Regions from separate parts of the Mus musculus genome. Here all the other regions are linked to region 2. A link is a loop called in an ENCODE intact Hi-C map of the cell type or tissue named here. Cell type or tissue: left cerebral cortex. All regions are shown on one strand.

What was found. A loop is a pair of places that touch in the nucleus more often than their neighbours do. Peaks named below come from ENCODE experiments on the same cell type or tissue, not always from the same donor. Only the 100,000 strongest peaks of a DNase experiment are listed, where the experiment ranks them.
Region 1: a loop joins it to region 2, with 3 times the contacts of the local background. A loop is called at or near these places in 2 of 42 quality-filtered maps.
Region 3: a loop joins it to region 2, with 2.1 times the contacts of the local background. A loop is called at or near these places in 4 of 42 quality-filtered maps.

Annotation. Positions count from the first base shown.
Region 1 is chr7:81,702,096-81,710,095 of GRCm38, forward strand. Homer2 (homer scaffolding protein 2) reads right to left here and starts at 4,830. Exons shown (of 9, transcript NM_001164086.1): 1 at 4,664-4,830. The coding sequence starts at 4,668. Gm32579 (a long non-coding RNA gene) reads right to left here. Exons shown (of 2, transcript XR_391652.2): 2 at 6,057-6,628. In left cerebral cortex, CTCF peaks have their summits at 4,471 and 4,687; DNase peaks (open chromatin) are centred at 827, 4,223, 4,689 and 5,064; H3K4me3 peaks cover 2,219 bases; H3K27ac peaks cover 1,756 bases.
Region 2 is chr7:81,760,461-81,768,460 of GRCm38, forward strand. It overlaps Ramac (RNA guanine-7 methyltransferase activating subunit), which reads left to right and starts at 2,493. Exons shown (of 3, transcript NM_025997.2): 1 at 2,493-2,596; 2 at 7,067-7,263; 3 at 7,909-8,000. The coding sequence starts at 7,094. In left cerebral cortex, CTCF peaks have their summits at 1,768 (motif pointing right) and 3,242 (motif pointing right); DNase peaks (open chromatin) are centred at 2,059, 2,476, 2,888 and 3,161; H3K4me3 peaks cover 1,795 bases; H3K27ac peaks cover 1,378 bases.
Region 3 is chr7:81,605,544-81,613,543 of GRCm38, forward strand. Homer2 (homer scaffolding protein 2) reads right to left here. Exons shown (of 9, transcript NM_001164086.1): 7 at 6,718-6,828; 8 at 5,763-5,843; 9 at 1-4,898. The coding sequence ends at 4,710. Gm44570 (a long non-coding RNA gene) reads left to right here and starts at 4,583. Exons shown (of 2, transcript XR_001778192.1): 1 at 4,583-5,010; 2 at 5,354-7,936. It overlaps Gm51279 (predicted gene, 51279), which reads right to left and starts at 7,825; the gene lies at 7,763-7,825. In left cerebral cortex, CTCF peaks have their summits at 1,099 and 4,823 (motif pointing left); DNase peaks (open chromatin) are centred at 728, 1,067 and 4,781.

The DNA of each region.
Region 1 (8,000 bases), 58 kb before region 2:
GCTTAGCATTAAAACAAAACTGCATCCAAACCATCCCTCTCTCTTGGCCCTGTGACTCCCCACTTAAGGAAATCATATAGAAGGTCCAAAAAACATCACCCTTTTCCTCCTGGCACCTGAGCAAGGCTCCCACCATGCAGATAGTAACCCAATCAGAAAATATGTATGGCAGGCCTGTGAGGAAACTGTGCCACGAGTTGGGGTGCAATGGTGAAAAGGTGGGTCCCATCTTCCTGGAATAGTTAAGGATGATGGAGTATAAACAAGTCAACAAAGCCCAGGTAATCACAGCTGTGCTATGGCAAGGGCCTGCAGTCTACACAGGCGGGGCTCTGAGAGTCCTGGGAAGCAGTCCTCTTGGGGTGGTGGCCGGAAAGACTGATCCTGATGTCAGTGTATGAAGGAGGGCAGAAGATGTCTGCAAAGCCAGGGTACAAGGATTTCAGGCATCCAAGGCCCCAGGAATATGGATGAACACATTCCCAGTACTGCAGAGAATTCTATCAGATAGTGCTGAGCTAGGATGTGCTCTTGTACTGATGTAGAAAGGAAGAAAGTGGACCTTAGGAAAGGTGGGGAGAGGTGGGACGAAGGGGTCCTCCATAAAGGAGGCCAGGAATCTTCAGAATGTGGTAGGTGGCCCTGCAGAGTGACTGGTGACACTGGAGATAAGGTAGAAAGAAGCCCGAGCCTTTGTCCCATGAAGAGTGTTGAGACAGGAGAGTGACAAGATCTGATTTGCAATCTTAAAAGCTAGTCACTTGGCTCCTAGGAAAAGACTAGACTGGCAGTAACCCAGTGTGGAAGCTGGGGGTGGGTTGAAAAGTTTATTTTTCCAAGAGGAAGGCAGTGATGGGCAGGACTAGAGCCAGCACTGTGGTTACTGTGTGGAGTGAGCATGCTCCAGACCTATTTGAGAAGTAGAACTCACAGGGCCAATGACAGCCTAGATATGGGATTGGGGAGGCGGGAGGGGGTGGAGGTGGGTAGGGAGGTGGGGAGAACCAGGTATGACTCTTGGCAAATTATCAGAAGGGCAGTGGGGCCACTGACTGGGTGGGATGACAGAGGGAAGGTGAACTCCGGCAGCAACAGCAAGAACCCCAGAGATGGACGAACTAGAAGCACAGGCCTTTCTCAGAAATAAAAATGTAGGGTTGATGATATATAGGCAGTGATGTTTAAAGCCCTGTTGGTGATGAGGGTAAGTTGAGGAATTGGATAACATGACCTGGAAAAAGAGTGGTGACCCAGAAAGGGGACCAGGAGCAGCTCCTGAGCATAGCCACCACTGGGAGTCAGACAATGGAGCAACCAGTGGGAACACTGAGCCTCAGAACCAAGGGAAAGGAAAGGCAGATGGGTGTGATGTCAGAGGAGCTGAGAGGGGCTAAGAGGGGAGCTCGCAAGGAGAAGGGCAGGCCTCCAGTGAGGAACACCGAGGAGGGGTGGGAGAAGAGAGGGGCTGGCATCTAGAAGCTACTATGCTGGGGTGAAGGCAGAGGCCAGACTAGAGTATGGAGGACAAATGCACTATCTGTGAGATGTTGTCAGAGGGACAAGGAGATGGACCAGAAGCAGGACAGGTATGCAGGATCAGGAAGCGGAACAGCCACTAGCTACACGCTGCTACTCAAGTCACACCCTGAGTCACAGTAGGTGCATTAAAGTGCCCCGTAGCCTCAAGTGGCTGATAACTGACCTTAAGGCTACAGCACATTCCCAGTGCTGCAGAGAGTTCTATGGGACAGTGCCGAGCTAGAGTGTGCTTCTGACCTGATGCTGAGGGGAAGATAAGAAAGAAAGAAAGCAATCTTCCCAGAAGGTGAAAGGGTCTGGGCAGAGTCTACATCAGTAGAGAGCTGTCGGGCCATCAACAAACAGGCAGGAAAGAGTAACAGCTAATATATCCGACTTTGGCTACTTTGTGGGTTCTTCTTTCTTCCATCCTTCTCCATTCTTTTTCCACCTTTCAACCTCCTAACACTAGATAGGAGAGAAAAAAGGATGGAGGGGAAAGCGGGTAACATTATTGTTAGACTATTTCCTAATGGTTAGGGACATCAAGTTCCTTGGGGGCAAGTTTGATCTTCACCACCAGAATATCTAATTTCCTCTTGATGTTTCTTCTTTGCACATGACTACTTAACAACCTGCTACCAACCAACAACCCACACCCTCTTGGGGCTCTAGCATTTATACCCTCTGAAAAGTCCCCAAAATGCCAATAGTCAGACAATCGCAGAGACTATCTACTGCAGGCAAAATCACACCCCTGCCAGAGGACAAGGCAAATCACAATCAGCTGCTGTGGACAGTCTGAAGGAGCCCCGTATCCCACACCTGGGATTAAAACGAAAACATTCTTACAATATTTCTGTGTTTTGTAAAGAAACCAAAATTCTTACTATAAGCTTCCTTCTTGCTGTAGGAAGGGCAGGAAGATGGAGGGAGAGGTTCCTTTGGTCTGTAACTGCCACTTGGTCCAAGAAAGAGGAGCCAGAAGCATGGACAAAAAGGGCGAGCAACATCTGAAAGGAGCCAGTTGAAAACAGCTGCCTCAGGGAGGGAACGGGAGCAAACACTGGAGATAGCACATACTTAATGCAGAACACTTCGCAGAAGGAAAAGGGCAGTAGACACCTAAGGGGGAATAGAGCCTCACCAAAGAAAGGAAACCACTCAGGCAGTTGGTTTTTATTTCCTTAAACCCATGTCTCATCTGTCTACACTGCAGAGCCCTGAGGAGGTCTGACAAAACTCTAGCCAGGTCTGCCACAGGCTGCTTCTTGTTGGTGCTTCCCTCCCATGCTCATCCTGTACAACTCCCAGAAAGGATGGCAGTGGTTCTATCTTTTATTAAAATGGCTCCCTCCATCCACCTCCTCCGTCTAAACTATTTATCCAGCCTTTAGCCCCATCTCAGTTTATAACCATGGCTTGTACAGTCACATAAACTACAGAAGAAAATATATGGTAAAATGGCAGGGAGAGGTAAGAGCTACAAACCAGCCATTCGCTACAAGAAGTGAGTAATACCCATTTATTGAGTGATGTTAAAATGACATGAAAGACATGTGCTGCGTTTAAACAAAATGCCCAAGCTACTCCTCCCTGCTTTTACACAAACAAAAATTATTTTCTGGAATTTTCTTTGAGCTTTTATGAGTAAATGTTTTCATTCCCACAGACCTATTTTAACCCCAGAGTTTCAGTATTTGTTTCTGATTTGCAAGTAGGCTCACTGGTTTTGTGTCACCCGAGGGGGAGGGGCAGAGGAAGAGTTAAAATCACCAGGTCCTTTTACCTTCCACGTGTGCCAACTCCTTCCCAAAGCTTTTGTTTTTTAACTATGAAACCTGAGCGTCTCAAAGATTCCTTCTGCTCAAAGATGAGTTCTTTCATATCTGCTGAGAGATGGCTGAAAATGTTACAAAAATCTGCCTTCTGGGTAGGATGACTGTCTATCTCTGGCCTCCCAGTCGTCCAACATAAGTCTCTTGGATAGGCATCAATATTCCTAAGCAAACTTCCGATGGGCCCTCTGTCCCCCTTGTTCCATCTTGGCGTCCACAGCCATCTGCTCTCCTACCCGGAGCTCTACCTTGCTTGCCTCTGCTCCCTCCAAAACTCTACCAGCTCCACGGAGAAAGCCACTCCTGAGGCTTGTCTGGAGCTAAGCACAGTAAAGCCACTGCCCCATAGGGGCTGGTGGGGCCACCAGGGCGATCATGACTCTTCCCATGGCACCCATCCCCAAAGGGAAGCTAGTTCTCTAGACCACCTACACAGCAGAGGCCTCTGGGCCCCATGAAAGGCTGTTTGAAGAACACTGGGCTCAGCAGCAGAAGACAGACCTCTGATGTCCTTAACCATCCTCATGGCCAGTCAGGCAGTGGCCTAGCTTCTGCCGGTGAGCAACCACACACTAAGTATTCCCCTTTTACAAATGTATCAGCTGTTCAAGCTGGGAGAAGTCTCCCAACTAAACCGGCCTCAGTTTCCTCTTGTGGAGAGCAAGCACACAAACCATATCTCGCATAGAGACTGAAACACCATGAGTGTGCGCTCACATCGGCGAGCAGATGTAAAGAGTTACTGTGTTATTAGCACAGTGGCTCCTGACTCACAGCGCCTACTGCTCGGAGAGACGCCGAAGAGAAATCAATCCTGCTTTTAAAATTACTTTATATACTCAGGAGCATTAGTCACTTCAACTGAGTGCTCCAACTTCCCTCCCAAGCATCTGGAGCCTCACCTAGGTGCCTAACAGATTGTCGCATCTCAACGCTGCCTACAAGTCCACTATTCCTACGCTGAAGGGTTATTATTGGGTGTGTTTCCTTTCCAGGAAAACTTCGATTTCTATGTCGCTGGCTGTAAATGCAGCCGTGAAGAAAGGCAAACTGCTTTTCACACTCACAAACCCAGGCCCTGGAGTTGCTCGCGCTAGGGGCAAGGAGACCGCGGAATGGCCGAGGCGCCGAGACCAGCCCGGGTGCGGGTCCCCGCCAGGTGTCTCCGCGCCCGGCTGGCTGAGACGGGAAGGGCCGTGGGCTCCAGGCGCAAAGTCCGCGCCCAGGCCGGGGGCGCCCCGAGCTCCCGCCGCAGCACGCGACCGGCGGCCCGTAGCCCCTCGCGGGCGCTCCGCGAGCTCACTCACCCCATCTCCGGCGCTGCTCGTGCGGCCGCTCCGACGGGGCCCCTGGCGTTCGCTCTCCGCCCGCTCGGCAGCTGCTCCCCGCGCGGCACATGCGGCGGCCCGAGTGCGCCCGGCTCAGCCCCGGCGCCGTTCCATTCCGCCGGCTGCGCGGCTGCTCTGCCGGTGTCGGGGCCGCCGCCAGGCGCGGGCGGGCGGGAGGGCGGGGGCTGGGCGGCCGGGGGCTGGGCGGCCGCGCTCGGGCGGAGCCGCCGGTCCCTCCCGCCCGCTCCTTACGTAACCTCGTGGCCCCCGGGCCGCCGCCGCCCGCCTGGAGCTGGGGGCGCGGCAGCGTGTGCAGCGTCCCCCGCGCTGCCGCGCAGTCGCCGCTTCTTCCAGCAGCCCCCTCCTCTCCTGTGTCGACCCCGCACCCGCGCGCCCTGCCAAGCTTGGCGCCGCGCCTCGGACGGGATGTCCCACCTGCTGGACTTGAAGTCGCAGCTGGCAGGGACTTTTTGGCCACCTTTAGTTTGCAGATGAGGGAACCGAAGCCCCCCAGGGAGGAGAAATGATGTGACCAAGGTCACAGTCTCAGATTAGATCTCACGTCTCCAGAGTCTGAGATGGGCAGGACCACGATTTGCTCCCCACCCCATTTAATGCCCACCTTCGTCTTCCTGCCCACCTGTCTGGCTGAGTGGCCTTAAAATCCTGGAGGGTAAGATGGCAAGGAGGATTCTGTAGCCCAAAGCAGGTTCCCTGAACTCTTCCCTGGGTAAAGACAGAAACGCACACCCTCAGCATAGCGAGTTGGCAAAATTTGAGAGGCTTCCTTAAGCTTGGCTATGATTCCCTACCAAAGGCCAGCACTGGAGCCAACCTAACCATCACCCCACACTGGGCCTTCCACGGGATTGTCTTCGGCTGAGCACACATTGCCCACACAAGCCTGGCATCTCTGGACAGACAGGGACTGGGAGGAGAAGGCAAGGACAAGCAACTGGAATAGGGCCACCACCGTGCCCCTGCCCTCATTTCCCTTCAGGCCACTGTGACTAGCTACCTAGCTCCTTCACCTCACAAGAGCACCCACCCCATTTCTAAACGGTGGTCAGTAATTTCTGAAATACAAGTTGATCTGAGGCTCCCCTCCCACTGTCCTTGGGATGAGCCTGGCCAGTCCACTACCACCTCCAGCCCTCTCACTTTGCCCTTGCTCGCCGCACTCCAGCCAGCTGGCCATTCTCTCAGCCTACCCACGTGCTCTTCTTTCTGTCTGGGAAGATTTTTTTCCCCTTCATTCCTACATGTGCTTCAGATCACTGTTACACTGTCGCGTCCCTTAGGGGCTTAACCGAAGGCCGTGGATGGCATTGTTCCGGTCCATTTTTCTTCCTTGCACTTACTGTTAGTAGTATCTCGTGTAAAATTATTGGTTTAATATTCCAGACACACCTGCAAACTCTTAGAAAGATGTGGCTTTTTGCCCATAATTGTAACCTCTACTACCTACAATGGGAATTCAAAGTCTTCCACCAATATTTGTTGAATGAATAAGTAAACAGACCAAGCCCTATCTATACAAAATTGGTCAGGATCTGTGCACACAGGTGACTCTGTTTAGAGCCAAGACTAATGAACAGTCAGCCCCAGAGGAAGTTCTTCTAACACAAGCTGAATTCCAAAGACCAGGGCTGTGCCAAGGTGCTGAAGGGAAGGGGTCACTGGTAAAGTCCCAGAAAGAAGCCAGAAGTAGGAGGATCAAAAGCAGGAGCCAGCAAATGTGTGTTAGGGGTATGGAAAACAAGACTCTGAGCAAAGGAGCCCAGTGGTGTTCAAGCCCTGGCTGGGAGGTCCATCTCTTTGCTCCTCAGATAGACAGGGTGCACCCACATCACCTTGGCAGGATGCAATGAGGCCAAGCAGGTGGGGTGGTGAATCGCAGCCAGTGCTCTGTGGTTAAATTGGCTGTCCTCTGTGTAGAAGGCTCTGAGGGAAGAGAGAGAGGAAGGGTGGATCAAACTCAAGGTCTGGGAAGGGATGTGCTTTCTTCACCTTCTCCAAGCTACTCTAGGAAGAGGGGTGTGGAGAAAGTGGACTCTGCTACTCTTCTCCTCTCCTTCAACCCAAGGCTTCCCGGGCAGTTCTCTCTGATGGCTCCCTACTCCGTCTCATTTTCTCGAGTCATCTTCACTGCACTCTCTCATCATCTTGGACTCTTCCCAAGAGATGGGCATTCACTTCCCAGTTAGAGGTCTTGCTGGCAAACACTTACTGTGGAGCATCACTCCTCCCTGTGATCAATACCCTAGTTGACAATGGAGAAGGCTGAAAGGAAGAGACTCTGTGCCCGTGGCTAAGGCCAGGCTAGAGAGAGTCTACATAGGCCAGTTAGCTGGGTATAAAAGGTGCCGGTGGTGAGGACAAAGCTGAGAAAGAAAGACCGTGGTCTTGGAGAAAACAGGGGAGAGTGTGATCTGAGCCTAATAGATGAACTAGTCCTGGAGAAGGGAAGAGGTTTTGCCTCAGGCAGGAAAGGCTGGGGCAAGATTTACCTGGAGAGCCTCTGAGGAAGCAAGGACACCTAGTGAGCATGCAGGAGAGAACAGATAGGAGAGAAGTAAAATTAGAAACAGAAGAATTGGGGCTAGAGAGATGGCTCAACCATTAAGAGCTCTGACTGCTCTTCTGACGTTCCTGAGTTCAAATCTCAGCAACCACATGGTGGCTTACAATCATCTGATAATGAGATCTGACACACTCTTCTGGTACTGTCTAAAGACAGCTACAGTGTACTTAGATATAATAATAAATACAGAGTTGAGCAGGCTCAACTGAATTCAAATTCCAGCAGCCACATGATGGCTCACAACCATCATCAGTACAGCTACAGTGTACTCACATACATAAAACTAAATAAATCTTAAAAAAAGAAAAAGAAAAGAAAAGAAACAGAAGAATTACAGCCAAACACTAGGCAGAGCCAGGGGAACCCCATAAGAAGACAGGGAGAAAGGATTGTGGGAGCCAGAAGGGTCAAAGATATCAGGAGAACACAGCCCACAGAATCAACTAAGCAAGGTTCATGGAGCTCACAGACACTGAAGGGACAATCAGATCCTGTATGAGTCTGAACTAGGGTCTCTGCATATATGTTATAATTGTGTAGCTTGGTGTTCTTGTAGGACTCCTAACAGTGTGTGGGGGGGTGTCTTTTGCCTGCTCTTGGGACCCTTATCCTCCTACTGGGTTGCCTCATCCAGCCTTGATATAAGGGTTTGTGCTCAGTCCTATTTTACCTTGCTTTGCTGTGTTCGGTTGATATCCCTACTCCTAGGGATATTCTTTTTCTGAAGAAAAA
Region 2 (8,000 bases):
ACATGAAACTCAAGAAGAACAAAGACCAGAGTGTGGACACTTTGCCCCTTCTTAGAATTGGGAACAAAACACCCATGGAAGGAGTTACAGAGACAAAGTTTGGAGCTGAGACGAAAGGATGGACCATCTAGAGACTGCCATACCCGGGAATCCATCCCATAATCAGCCACCAAACGCTGACACCATTGCATACACTAGCAAGATTTTGCTGAAAGGACCCAGATATAGCTGTCTCTTGTGAGGCTATGCTGGGGCCTAGCAAACACAGAAGTGGATGCTCACAGACAGCGATTGGATGGATCACAGGGCCCCCATTGGAGGAGCTAGATAAAGTACCCAAGGAGCTAAAGGGGTCTGCAACCCTATAGGTGGAACAACAATATGAACTAACCAGTACCCCCGGAGCTCGTGTCTCTAGCTGCATATGTATCAGAAGATGGCCTAGTTGGTCATCAGGGGAAAGAGAGGCCCATTGGTCGTGCAAACTTTATATGCCTCAGTACAGGGAATGCCAGGGCCAAGAAGTGGGAGTGGGTGGGTAGGGGAGTGGGGGAGAGTATGGGGGACTTTTGGGATAGCATTGGAAATGTAAATGAAGAAAATACCTAGTAAAAATAAATAAATTAGAAAAAAGACTATTTATAAACATGTAATTCTGTTATGCAGTGGTTATCACACATAGCATTGCTACTTTATGATGAACTATTAAACCAGGGAATTTTTTTAAAGACAGTCTCATGTAGCTGAGGGTGACCTTGAACCCATCATCCCCCTCCACCGCCCTAGGGTTGGGTGTCCATCACCACTGTGCTCTTTATCACTTCGTGCTCTTAACTAGTTCAATCAAATGGAACTGAAAGTCCTCCAGTGCCAACTCTGAGGCCCGAAGAAGTGGATTCGTCTCCGTTTTCCACGCCTGTTCGTCTTCCATCGCCTATTTAGTAATGACTGTTTCTGTGACCTGCATCCCCACATCAGCACTGGCCTATTTTTGTTACATTGGTGTTTCTAAACTATGGCGTGGATAGTTTAGAACATAGTTCCACTGTTCATCCCACAAGTAGGTACCGAGTTATATACTAGTACTGAGTTATGTACGGTGTTATATACTAGTGTGATGTACAAATTAAAGGTGTGTATAAACAGGTAGAAAATGGTATTAACACATAAAGTTCTGAAGGTACTGTGGAACCCAGCAGAAGTAAAACTCATTCCCTGTAAAGTCTTAGAGAATGGATGTAATATCAATGTCAACATCTGGAGGTCGTGGTGGTGGTGAGGTGGTGGGGTGTGTGTGTGTAGGGGAGTGGCAATATTCTAAGCATAAGGGAACACTGGCAAGCTATAAAAACATAATGAGTATTCGTGAACTACTGCATTTGGTCTGCTTTACTGTGAGGGAATGAAAGAGAAATATCAGAAAATAGAATTTTGAATCCAAATTAAGATTGTTGGCCTTGGCAGCAAGGAGTTATTGAATATCTTGCATCCCAGTTGTGCTTGAATATGACTATAACTACGGCAGTTGTCTGGTGATATGCTGGTGAGGGGCAGTGACTTAGGAAGAAGGGCATCGGTGCTCTGTTCAGGGAGTGTAGAGAGAACTTGGATGAGGAGTCAGTGGGGATGGGAATGGATGAAAACCAGAGTCACAAGGACCAAATAACAGAACGAGACATCTGACCAGGGCGTGGAAAGAAAAGGTATTCTTTTTTTAGCTTTATTTTATTTATGAGTACACTATAGTTGTTTCCAGACACACCAGAAGAGGGCATCAGATCCCATTACAGATGGCTGTGAGCCACCATGTGGTTGCTGGGGATTGAACTCAGGGCTCCAAGAAGAGCAGTAAGTGTTCTTATCCTCTCCAGCCCTAAGGTATCCCATTTTGACACTAAACTTTCCAGGCTGATCGTATTCCCAAGAGGAGGGCAAGGTCCGGGGAGCAATCTGAGAAAAGTGGCTAGTCAACAGCTGGCATTGCCACACTTGCAAACAACCGAGAAGAGCGGAGACTTCGGGAGCGAGCGGAATACGGGCAGTGGAGGCGTGGGTTCGTCTCTGCAAACACACATAGACAACGGTGCGCAGGAGCCTTACTGCCCAGGCCGGCTAAGAACCGGGTGGGCATCGCCCAAGCAGAGCAGTCTCGTCTGCTCCTCCGCCCCGCCGCCCGGGCTCCGGCTTTGGGGTCTCCATTGACAAGCAGCCTTCCCTCCTAGTCCTACTCTCAGACTTCCCGTACCAGTGCACCAGGCACTGCCAGTTCGAGGGATTTTATACATGACGATATCCTCTCCCCGACGGTCACCAGGCACTGGCTGCGAATGACCGCACTGCCCACCATCGCCACTTTGCTCGACCCTGCGGAGCTTCCCTAGGGCCGCGCCAAGGTTCGAATGTGAGGGGCGTGGCGGGGGGGGAGGGGGAAGCGAGGATTTCTAGATCTCGAGAGACTTGGCACGAGACTCCGCCTTACACGCTCCGGAAGCGGAAGTCGGGTGGTTGAGGGATTCCTGAGCGTTTGTTTACCTTGGAGAGCCGGGTGGGGTGCGGCGGTGTGGACGCCCGAGGTCTCCAGTGCGTCCCATGAAGGGTGAGTACCGCACATGGCGGATGAATCTCCCACCCGGGGCGGCGGAGGTGATGGGGGCCTGGGGCCGGAAAGTGCGAGAGGCCGGAGGTCGCTGCCCCTCGGAGCCTCTTTCTCCGCAGCTCGGCTCCTGACGGCAGTTCTGGAAGGAGCCGCTTTGTCCCGGCCGTCGTCAGCCGCGCGTCGGCTGGCGGGCTGGGATGCGCAGTGGTTAGTCAGTCATCCTGCTCCGTGCTCGGGGCTCCGCTCTGGAGAGCAGCCGAGCCAGGGTCGGCCGACCGCAGGCAAAGCTCTGTGCGGTTCTCTATGTGGTGAGGAGGTTGGTGGGATCCAAGTGCCAGGAAGGCTGTCGGCCGCAGCGACAGAGAGCGCGCGGCCCCTGGTTGCCCGTGCCTGACCTAGCTTGTAGCTGGTGACGACCGAGGCGACGAGGGTCGTCGCCTCTCCGAGTTCCTCCGTGGAAGCTCGAGTTTCCTCGTAGGCTGCTAGGACTGAGATCCTTGGGTCTCTAATCCTGCCCACTCAGATCGAGACGTGTGTGTGCACAGCTCCTCTGCCCACGCACGCCTTTGCGGGGTGGGGAAGAATTGTCTGTCTGCGGGTTGTGTGTCTGTCTGTCTGCGGGTTGCGTGTGCTGGCGCCCGCAGAGGCCGGAAGAGGGCGTCTGTTCCCCTGGAGCTATATTACAGGCAGCTGAGAGCAGCGTGGGTGCTGCGATCTGATCTGTGGTCCATCGGAAGGGTAGTGAGCGCTCTCGACCACTGAGCTATCTCTCTGACACTTCCCTCATCTTTTGAGGTTTCTTCCAAGACCCCCTTCCCCCCAGCCGTATTTTCTTAATATTATTTATTCTATTATTTCTTTTATATGTTTATTATATAATTATATTTTATATATTATGTAATTGTGCTTTATGTGATTATTATACATATGTATTGTATATTTTTACATCATAATAACATTTTTCCCTTTCCTCCCTTTAGACCCTCCCTTTATCCCCTCAGCTCTTTCAAATTCATAGTCTCTTTAGTAATATGTAGATATATACAACCTGCTCAGTTCATATATTGTTACTTATGCGTGTGTTTTCGGGGCTAATCAAATATGGCATTAGAGAACCAGTTGGTGTGCTCTTCCCTTGAGAAGACTATTTCTCTTGCTCTCCGCATTCCTTGGTTGCCTGTAGTTCTTTGTTAAGGCCTCTTGACTTTTCCCTCTTCCACATTCTCTTGTCTTTTGGTAGTGTTGGCCTCAGCCCATATTTAATCAACCTAAACATTAAACAATATAGTTGTCTCAAATCCTTGGGTTAAGTAAAGCTTGCATTAAGGTTTTGTTTCAATTCCATTCTCATGAATAAGTATGAAGATACCTATGTGGTAGGGTATGGGGAAAATAGAATAAATTGTGCCTTTTCCTTGCCTTGTGAATGTCTGTCTTAATTGGGAATGGGGCATTCTTCTAGTGGCTTCTGTGGGTAGTTTGGAATTGTGGACACTTTTAATTAGTTGGGAGTTTTCCTTGTCTTATTTTGAGACAGTGTCTCTCTACATCGCTCTGGCTGTCCTGGAACATACTCTATAGACCAGCCTAGCCTCAGACTCACAGAAATCCACCTGACTCTTCCTCCCAAGTGCTGGGATGAAAGGCATGTGTCACTACCCTCAACCTAGTTGGATTTATTCTAAACTCATTTGGTTTTTGGTATTTAATACTAGTTTGCCAATACCAGGCACAAGGAGGTGTAATAAATAAGGTAGAAGTTAAGTAGTAGCCTGAAAGGTAAAATGTCCAAGTACTGTTTCTTGAACTTAATGAGCAATTGTAGTTGAATTTGGTTGGAATAAGGGCAGTACTGTTATAAATGCTTTACCTATTTTGAGGAAAGACAGGACAATGAAGAAGCTATCTTCCAGTTAAGTAGCCCATCCAAAGCGTCCTTGAAAGTGTGATTAGAAAGGAAAAATGACTTGAGGATATCGGGGAAGATGTGGTTTTAAGTTTTTAGCATGATGTTAAATACACCTCAAATCATAAAATAGGTTTTGGTCCTTTCTCTTTGCCAAAGCTGGTTTTGTACTTCTAGGCTCAGTTGATCCTTCTGCCTCAGGCCCAGGAATGGTAGGTCTACAACATGGGCCATTTTCCCTACCAGGTTTAGAAACTTGGAGGCATTCAGCAGAAACACGAAGTTTGAGTTAGGAAAGCTAGGGGATGGCAAAGCTCAACAGTAGCAGTTCTTGATCACAGACGCCTGGGAAGTGGGAACTACCTGTAGAATTCTGCAGTTTCAAGATCTGAGATGAAGAATAAAAGTGAACTCTCTGGTTTCTTGAGAATTAGACCTGCAAGTTAAGCAAAATCTTTTCCCTTAGGTAGAAGATTAGAGATTCCTATTTTTAAATCTGTATTACATTCATTGTGTGTGCGTTTGTTTGTCATGGTACACATGTGAAGGTCAGAGGACAACTTGTGGGAGGGAGTCTGTTCTCTGTTTCTGCCAGATGGGACCTGAAGTTTGAACTAAGGTTCTTAGCCTTGGCCACAAGCACCTCTATCTACCAGCCCAGATTATACTTTTTATATCCATTAGACAGTATCTATCTTATTATTGTTAGATGTTTCTCATTTCTCACAGTATCTGGAGTAATAATACATTGCATTAAATTATAAAATAGTTACCCATAACTTTTAATAGCCATGCATCTAAATGCCAGTTGCTTGGGTTGGCTTCAGACTCCTGGGTTCAAGTAATATCAGTATCCAAACTACAGGTATACACTTAGGAAGCTGTACCCAGCTTCCCCTTTTTCTTTATTCACCTTTGATTGGGGCTAGTGGGGGCTGGAGGGTTTTTTTTTTTTTTTTTTTTTTTTTTTGTCCTGGAACTTATTCTATATAGACCAGAAGGGCTTTGAACTTAGAGATCTGCCTGCCACTGCCTCTGGAATGTTGGAATTAAAGGCATGTGCCAAAGGCACCTGGCAAAAGACAGGGTCTTCCTTTATAATCTAATTTGGTCTCAAACTCAAAATTCTTATGTTTTAGCCTCCCGAGTGCTGTGATTACAGCTACTGATGCAATTATTCGAGATTCTTTAAAATTCCAATTTCTCATTTTATAGTTAATTTCTCAGTCATTTGCAGGTCTGCTTCAATTCCTACTACTATAAAACAGTCACCTGATATCTGAATCCAGTTCTCTTTTTGGTTCTTTATGCCATTGTCTGGTTTGCCAATATCAACTATTCTTTAGTCCCTTACCTTGTATGGTAATCTTTTCTAGTTGGCTTCTGTGTGTGTACCAAAAACATTGTTCGTGTTCATCTTCATCTCTTACTCTCTGTTAACTGAATTGACACTTTGATGTGTGCCATAGCTTTCTTTAAATTCATTGTACTCTTACCTTTCTAGAAGTTCCTGTGGCACTATAATGTGTGTAATCACTTGCAGGAAGCCTGAGAATTTCTCCTTCCATATCTTCTTGTTGGTGACTATTTCTTCCTGGAATTCTTTTAAAATTGCTCTTAGTTACTACCTCACATTAACCTTTCAGTGTGTTATCTATATTAACAGCAATCTGCCTTTATAGTTTAATTTCACTAGTCTCTACCTAGTCCTTCTAAATAGTATATTGGATCTTCTTTTTATTTTTGTTAATGGCCTTTGCTGGCCTGGAATTAACTGTAAACCAGGTCGGCCTGCAGTTCCTCCTGTCTCTGCTTCCTGGTTACAGGTATGCATTACTGCACAGGACAGTAGATTGGATCTTCCCTTCTTAAGTCACACATAATTCCCATTGCCTATCAAGATACAAAAGTATTTGCATTAGATAAACATTTTTCACAATTTGTCCCTGGATTACCTCTCTAATTTTATTTCTTGATGTCTTCTGCTTCTCCCTTTATGTTTACATCATATCTGTCTCCCTTATGCTTCTTGTTATGTGTGTAAGCGTGTGGGGGTGCATGTGGAAGCCAGATGTCCACTTCAGGCTCATTCTTCGGGAGCTGTGTACCTTGATTTTTGAACTGGGTTCTTTCACTGAAACCTGGGGCTTGCCATTTAGCTAGGCTGGCTAGCCAGCCAGCAAGTTCCAGGGATCTACCCATGTCTCCTTCCCCAGCACTGGGATTCTAAGCCTATACCACTGGGCCTGGCTTTTCATACATGTGCTGGAGAGCAAACTCAGGTCCACAGTCTTACAGGACAAGCATGTTACCAGTTAAGCTATTCTCCCCAGTCTCATATATGTCTCTTCTAGACTGGTGGCTCTGGGAGGTATGGTCATGTATTTATTGTTCATTTTAGTATTGCAGGCTCCAATAGCGTAGTGTAGTCAAGAACTGTTGAAGTGAATGCCTACAATCTTAAGTTTAAAATACACAGGGACTTTTGTTACTACTCCATCTAAATTGTTCACTTCTTATTTTTTCATCAGCTAAGTCAGTGTAATTTTTTTAAATACTTACAGATCTTAAAAATTGTACAGAATTTCAAAATGAGTGATACTTCTGAAGAAATTCCAAATTTTGAAGAGATGTTTGCAAGCAGATTCACGAAAGATGACAAAGAATACCAGGAATACTTGAAACGCCCTCCTGAGTCCCCTCCAATTGTTGAGGAATGGAATAGCAGAGCTGGTGGTAACCAAAGAAATAGAGGCAACTGGTATGTGTTATTTTTGCAGGATAAATGCAAAGGGTGATCTGGGAGAAGAGAGCTTTAATACAGTTGCTCACAGAGCCAGCTAGAGTAGCAACATAATAAGCATATAAATACCTGCTTTTTTGTGTTTTATTAAAGCCAGGAATAGTGATAGAAACCATACTTTCATTACTGGGGAGGCTGGGGCAATAGGATTATGAGATCTAGGCCAGCCTGGGCCAAATAGTAAGACCCTGTCTCAAACTAATGTTTTCTTTATAAATATACTTTATAAAATTGGAGTTTTGTGCTTCATATCATAAAGAAGGTATTGTTTTGATTACTTTAGAAATTTTATAAAATGGGGTGGAAAATTAAACGTAGTAATTCAAGACAATAAATGATGCTGATGTACGCATTTAATAGGTGTCAGTTTGATCACAGTCAGGTTTATTCCTTGCCTCTATCCTGTAAAAGACGTCCAGTGTGTGATGCTGGGAGACTCACTTAAATCTTAGGAAAATCTGACTTGTGCTGTACCACAAATACCACTTGTGCTGTAAAGAGCCTCCATTACTGTGTATTATATCAAGAACTCAATTGCACTAGGATTGATTTCTTGTTTTTATTTAGTAAAGGGAAGTTAATATTCTTGTCTTCTTTTGGTAGGCTGCAAGACAACAGACAATTTAGAGGTAGGGATAACAGACGAGGATGGCCAAGTGACAATCGGTCAAATCAGTGGCATGGACGGTCATGGG
Region 3 (8,000 bases), 150 kb before region 2:
TGTGGAGATGTAAGAAACATCTTCCTGCTGTCACATTCACTGTCACAATGGAGTGACAGTCAGGCCTTCTTATCAAAACTGGTACAGGACAGAGAGGCATCAACGTGTCCCTAACATCTGCGAGGTATCAGTCCTGCTGCCTTTCTGATAGAGCAGGCAAGCCTGGACTCCGCTGTGGTCCACGTGGGCCTCTGCAGGGGTCCCTGTGACTCAGAGGCCACTCCACAGCAAGTGCTACACTGTCAAAGAGAACTGTACAAGTTCACACAAACCCAAAGCCCCACAAAGTCCTGTAAGCAGATTCCAGAACATTCACTATCACCACCAGAAATATTCAATGACTCCTGGTTATGAAGTTATAATTGAATTCCTCCTAATTGTTTCTCTGGTTTTTCCTGATGCTTCCTCCCCTCCAGTGCCCATGCACATGTGCACACACACACACACACACACACACACACACACACGAACATTTCATACAGCTCAAAATTCCTACCAAAGTCACCTTCTTGCCAGGCTTGTTTTTAAAGAGGGATTTATATTCTTTAGAAAGTTGTAAGAAAAAGACATGTAAATAGCTCACACTTCTATGTAGGGACCCACCTCCATGCCGTCACACCCACTGTCCCCAGAATACAGTCTGTTTCTTTGAGGGAAGCCATGTATTCAGAAGTCACGGTCTATTTAGGTCATGGCTATCATTCAAGATATGTATGGACATTGAATTGAAAGCTTCTGCCTTATGTTGCAAGTGCTTCAAAATCCAGTGATGTTCCCAAGAATTGAGTGAGTGTAACTTCTAGTGACCCACTTCAGTTACCAGTAAAGAGCAGTGGCTGGTGCTCCCTGAAGGGCAGCATCGCTTGAGCTCCTCCCAGACCGCCCAGTTTCCAAGCACGCACCTGGCTGCACGTGAGGTCTAAGTTGGGTCTCATTCACAGTCGCCACTGGTGTCTGCAGGGGTCTTGGCTATAGAAAGAGCCCCTGTCAAACGGGCTTGCTTGTGATGCTTTTGGGCTGCATGTGAGCTCTCTCACACTCATATCAAATGCAGTACCTGCACCTGCCATCATGCTGCTTAAGGCTATGTCTGTGGAGCAAGCAGGCTGGAGAGCAGCTAGTTCCCTCTGTGGACAGCCAGGCATGCATGCAAACTGCTCTAGGCACTGGATGAGTCTGCACCTCCCCAACTGTGGCTCGTCTGTTCTGTTCCTGTTTATGTCTCTGCCATCAAAGGCCTCCTCCCCTCTTTAAAAACGTGAGTGGACCTTCATTAAAGTCATCAGCAAAGAATTCAAAGCCAGACAGTGTTCCACCAAACTGGCCTCACCAAGCACAGAGATCATTGAAGAGATCCCTACAGAGCAGAATCATTCAAAGGAAACAGACTTTACTGTGTATGGTGGACAGTTCTGCCGTGTCCCTGTCGGCTATTCCTTGCTGTGGACACACACTCCAATTAATATAGTTGCAACATGCTTTTAGTAGGGCAGAGGAGTATTTATTTCTTCTTGGCACCTAAGGGACACCAAAGGGAGAGTGACAATATGGCTCATAGGAGAGCAGCGGATCAAGGTCCAGGAGACCCAAGAGCCCACGCTGCTGGCCACAGCTGGGTTACTCTGGGCTACTCTGCCTCCACTTCCTGTTGATAATCTCTGCCAAGTTCTCTCACCCAATTAAGGTCTAAAGTGACAGCTCTTGGGGAGAAGCAATGGAAGGAGATGATCAGAGGTCAAGCACGGGCTGTTTCTTCTCTCCCAATCCTTCCTTCCAGCGGTCTCTCATTCCTAGGCACCACCCTACCCCAGCTCATGTCAGAAATGCATGCGGATCACGGCTAAAGGGCTCTGAGGTTTTCTTGGCCTCTTTTAGGTTCCATGTGGATGGCTGCAGAATGCAAGCTAAGCAAGGTGCAGACTGCTAGTCTCAGAGATGCCAAGGCCAGAGCTCATCTGACTCCAGGCTCTGCAGGCAGCACTCTGTGGCCGTAATTGCTGGGGGAAAACAGCTCACACCATCTGTATGGGATTTGAGGCCACGACAACAGTCCTAAGACTGGGCTGGACATCAGAAAAAATGGAGGTATGTCCCACTAGTGTGAGTGGATACGGAACAATTTTAGTGGGTCGTTTGCGCCGTACAGAGTCTGCCTTTTACAGTGCCAGAGGCTACAGACAGGGCTAGCCTACTGTTGACCTTCCAGGCCATTCCTGGGCCATGACTGTTCTTAAAAAGAAAGAAAATGAAGAATCATGATGTCTTTAGAGGAAGCAGATGAAAGGGAGGTTCCGTGCTTGCTTGGGGCTTTAGCTGTGGAGCCTAAATCACTCTTCAGGGGCGTCCTAGTGTCTTAGGATCATGGGTTGTGACAGTTTGGGGGCTGCTTGAATCCAAGAGTACAAAAACTATTTCCCCCACCTACTGGCTATTAGAAACTTGCTAACCCCCCCACGCCCCCAGTGCTAACAACAGGGGTCATGGGTCTCAACCTTACAGCCAGCCCACTGGGCTCATAACTTCTAGAACTTTCTACACTTCCAGTTCAGTAGCCTTAGCAAGTGTCCTCATATGGTCATGTCACCAGATCATACTCCAGCCAGCCGAGAGCGCTCCTTCTACCTGATAATGGAAGCTCATCTGAAGCCTGAGCTGACAGCCCCAGTGTCCACTGCTCTTGGGAGCCATGTGTCCAGGCTGTTGGTAGGCAAAGGGGCTGGGGTGGCCTAAGAAGAATTCCCCTTAGCCCATGCTGGGCCATAGCTAACCCAGTCTATGTTCTCTTGGTGCACCAGTAGCAGCTGCTACTGACTTGAGAACTATTGGGAGCTGTGGGGAACGGCAGCACCCTGGCTGAATTACATCAGAGGTGACCACTCTGTTGTATAAAGCATCCCAAATTGATGGGGTCACCCCCTAACAGAACTCAGCCTTCCACATCACCAGCCTTCCTTCCTTTTTTTTTGTCCCGATCGAATTCCTTGCTCAGAGTGACTCATCAGCCACTGCAAGGAAAGATGAGGACTTGGAAGTCGCCACAGGGCCTGGGTCTTAAACGTGCCGACCCTAGCCCTGTCCTCAGGCTGTTTTCTCATTCAAGAGGAAGAATTTCTGATCCCATGTGGATACATCTAGAGGGTTCTCAGATGGGTAGGGAACCAACGTTTCCCTTGCTCAAGGCATTCTGAAGTGTTGGGGGTCAGGGTTAACAAACCTTGCCTCCTGTGTGCAAACTCTCCTAAAGAGGAATGCCTGTGGACCTGAAAGTCCAATGGTTCCTTTAAGAAGTTCTCTGTGAGCAGAGAGCTTTTTGGCTGCAGGCCCTTCCTTAGCAGGAACTGGGAAAGGGAAGGCAGACCTGGGAGGAGCATCTCTGTCTCTAAGGCTAAGCTGCCACCTGAGGGGCTCTCATCCTCATGGCGTGAAGGATGGCTTTGTATTGTTCAAACCTATTACAGGAAGCCCAGCCTGTCTTCTAAGCCCAGGCTAGCTCCTATACAATGCTCTCCTGGTATCCAGAAAGTCTCCAACTCCAGGCCCTCTGCCTGGAAGAGAAGGAAGGTCCCACAGGCAATGTCCTCCAGGATCGTGGCTGGGGTCCCTGCAGGAGGGCCTCAGAGTAGTCTATGATGATTACATTGCCACAGTCTGTGCCTCAGAGCCAAGTCTAGGTTTGAGAACAGCAAACTGCATTCATTTCTGAGAATTATTTCAGCACAACAAAGATGATGTGTTATTCAACAAGGGTCTGAACTCTGCTGTGTGGTTTGATTAAAACACTAAGTTCTGCTTATATGTTTAATTGAACGAATGTTTATTAAGCACCTATTAAGTGCCCAGACTCCGCTAGACACCCTCCCTGCATTCTGTTCCCACAGCTTAAGCATCTGCTCTGAAATCAGAAACAAAAACAAACAAAACAAAAAACAAACAAACAAACAAGAACATTGCTGCAATCACAATAAATCAGGGGAGGATGGGTCTTAGCAGGAACTAGTCATTCCCTGTCAGTACGCACACCCCAAAACTTCTGGTTTATCTTCCCTCTAGAGAGGTCTCCACTAAATGTTTCCTTTCAAGTAGGTATGTCTGACCTACAGCCCAAAGGTCACAGGCAGCCAAGGGTAACCGTGAATGTGCTCCAACCCAAAATAGTGTATTTACTTAAAACTTTTTTTTTTTTTTTACAATTATTTCTTTTTGAGTAAGTCAGTTGTGCAGTTTTTGAGTGTGAACTTTGTGGTTGACAATGTCATGTCACATCTGCTAAAGCAACAAAATGCATACTGGGAAAAGATGCTCCCTCCACATGCCCGTGGTCTAGAACCTGCTGGAGAGTCACATACACTGAATGCCACGCAGCAGAAGGCACCCGAGGGCCTGCTGTAAAGGATAATGGTACTTGGATTAGAAAATACTCCCCCATCCCCGGTTCATAGGGTTACAACAGCCCTTAAGGGAAGATCTAAACATCCCTGCCCTGACTGCGTAAACGGCTAAGGTAGACCAAGTTCTGGATTCCTGAGTCAGAAGCTTCCAGCTGTCCATGACCTCACAAAGCCAGAGAAGCGAGAGATTTCCTATTCTGGAGGAGTGAGCGGACGGCACAATTGGTCTGGAGACAGACAGATCGCACCTGCATTTACAGAAGCAAATGGAGAATGTCCTACGTCTACCACACCTCTCACACACACTTGCTCCGCCCCGCCCTAGTTATCTGTGCCTAACTTGGAGAGTCCTCTACGGAAGTCATGGAGGTCGTCGATCTTTCCATCCAGCACCTCAAGGAAGCTCTTCAGCTCCCCCTTCAGGTGGCGCTGTCGGTATTTACTCTCCTCGATGTCTGTCTTTAGAGACCGCACTTTGTCTTCCAAGTTTTGATTGTCTCTTTCGGCCGCCTGATGAGACAAAAGGGAGAAGGATCTAGAAGGCAGTGACGGATGGAACCATCATGAAAACGGCTGAACCCTGACAAACGCTCACCACTCAAGTCAGAAAGGGGGCCACCTGGTACTTTCCCTAGAGAAGGATTAGAAGGTCTGAGCACCCCAGAAATGCAGAATGCAGAGTCCTGCACAAGGGGGCTTCACAGAAGTTCCAAAAGAGAACCAGAAATCGGAGGCCCCGTCCTTTCGTTTATATCCTACCAAAGCCAGGACAGACAGACAGTGAGCATGGCTTGCTTTCCTAACTTCTAGATGACCTCTTGTCCTTTGTGAGAGAGGACTCTTAATGCCATGAAAAAGCTTTATTCTGTGGTGCTAGAACTAGGACTTTCTTGAACATAGGCCCAGAAACTGGTTATCAATGCAGTCCCGGGGTTGTGAAATTCAGTAAAGTGTCCCTTGTGTAGGTCAAGAGGACTGGAGTGAGGAATCCATTGGAGGAGGAGAAGAAAACCCCTCGCTTTATAGATGGTAACGAGGAAGGCCGATCTACAGTCAGCACTCTAGCAAGAGCTGGAAGAGGCCAAGGTGGGCTTATACCTGACCCTGTCTGGACACCAGGGCGACTCCGTGCCCCTCCTCACTGGCTGTGGTTCTGCAGGGGTTTCCTGTGAGTAAGAAACTATCACCCACACTCTGGCTGTGCACAGAACCTTTGTGTAAGTTGGTGAGGCAGCACCCCCCTTCACCCCCCGGTGCTCTGCCATTACTAGCAGTTCATAAGCAGAAACCCACCCTTGACCATGTGTGAACACGAGAGGGAATGGAGGAGTTCGGGCCAGGCCTCAGGACCTCAGGACCACTGCACACCCTTACCTCTAACTTCTCAGAGACATATTCACACTCGGACATGAGCTGAGGTATGATTTCACTCTGTTTTCGGAGATCTTTCAACTCCTAAGACACACAGAGAGAGCGGGGAGAGGGATGGGGGGAGAGAGAGAGAGAGAGAGAGATTTTAAAGCATACTCTTGAAAATTGCCGACTTGTGTATGCACTAGTGGGTGCTGCTCTGGGAACCTGTCTTGCTCACTTGAATAACAATGGAGGGATGCTATTCTGACACACCGTATGACTCTACGGGTGAATGCAATATATGATACGTCACCACATGAAATTTGTACGCACTGTAAAATGGCCCATAGTTTTACAATTGCTGCTTTGTCATGGTAAAAACTGAGGCCTGGGGAGGTTTTGTTGACTTGCCCATGTCTCAGTGCTGTGCGCTTCACTTCCTGTCTCCCAGAATATAAATGACTGAGAACAGAAAGTCTAGTTGCATGAGCCTGACAGCAGAACTCATCTTCTGCAGGCCGGTCATCTGTGAGACCGGCTGGGGCTTTTGGGAAATCTTTTCTTTTCTTTTTCCCAGATAGCACCTCCTGTATCCCAGGCTGGCCTTAATGAAGATGGCCTTTGATCTCCTGATCCTCCTGCTTCTACGAGCTCTGAGATTATAGGTATGGGCCACCATGGTGATTCACACTGTCCCAGGGATCAAACCCTGGGGCTTTATGAATACTAGGCAAGCACTCTACCTACTGAGCTCCATCACCACCCTGGGTTCACTCTCGATGCTGTAAAAAGAAGGCTGCAAGCAGCCTGTGGGGCTCTGGGAAAGCTGAACTGTGGTGCAAGCCCTGATTCTCCATTCTGAAGTCCAGGCAGTTGCCAGAGTCCTAGGTCGCCTGTCCTGCTTTGAGCAGAGATCACAGAGGTCGCCATGCTAGGCCAGGGACACCCGGGGCCCTGCTCAGACCTCATTACTCACCATCTCCTTGTCTCGGACCTCTGACTCCAGCTCCTCGATCCTCCTCTTCAGCTGTGTGTTCTTCTCCTTCTCCCTGTTTATCTCGCTGCACTGTTCTTCCAGCTCCTCGATCTTTAAGAATGGGACAGTTAGGCCACAGTGCTACTTTAGCCATTGAGCTCCAGCTTGCCATGATGACATTTATAATTTCTTTTCAAGTAAGCCATAACATTCAGCACTCTATAGACATCATGCAGTTCCTGTTTGCCCCTGCCTGCCCGAGATTCGAGAGTCCTTACTTAATCCCAAGAGGGCCGGTAAGTCATGAAGCCCAGCCTACCCAGCCTATGTGCCGGGCTTCCGAATCTCTCTTAGGACCACATGCAAGTAGATTCGGGTTTGCTTTAAGGGTCATCACAGGTCAGATGTCCCCTGAATTGATCTGTTCTTCCCAAGAATGGCTTCTATATCATTTTAGACATGTCCTGAATTACTTGGTTTCATCTCAAGGGTTTAAGAGAGCCAACTAGGGAATTTAGCAGCCTCACTGTACAGGAACTACCAAAGAGAAACCAAAAATATCTCAGTCACTGAAGAGCAACTGATCCCCACATGGAAGGGTCCTGGCTGGGGAGCAGTGTGAGTGGAGTGATGGGCAAACTCCAGGACTGCATCTTTTCCTGGGTCTGAGCCCGCAGAAAGGATGACCAAGCAGAGTAATAGAACAGAGCCTTTGTATCCTGACATCATCATCAACTGCTTACTTGGAAACCAAAATGTGTGTGCAGAGTGGAGGGCGGGAGTGGAGCCAATATCCCATCCAAAAGCAGACACTCCGCACTGCCACACTCAGACGATGCCAGTCTTTGACATGAGGCCTTTCTCTGTAGCTGCACCAACCCCAGGACCTAAACCATCTGTCCCAGCTGACACCGAGTCCAGCTTCTACCTCCAGCCTGGGAATCAAGTTCCTGAAGAGCTCCTCTGAGGGAGGCCCACGCCCTCCTGAGGAGCCCGCTCTGGGCAATGCTAGCCCACACCTCAGCATTGCCTTTGGCTAACACACTCAGACCAGAGGGAGAGATTCCATCCTTTGCTGGAAAAGGAGAAGCAATCGATCCCTCCGGCAGGCAGGATCAGCCAGAGCTCAGACAAGAACATGCAGAGTCAGCAGCTGACCTGATGCCCTGGCTGTCAGCACACTCATCATAGGGATGGAAAATAAAAATGACAAGAGGCAGCTCTGTGGGCAGTCAGTGCCGGAGGAAGGTGGTGACGTGGGGCCACACCACAGTGGCTCTGCC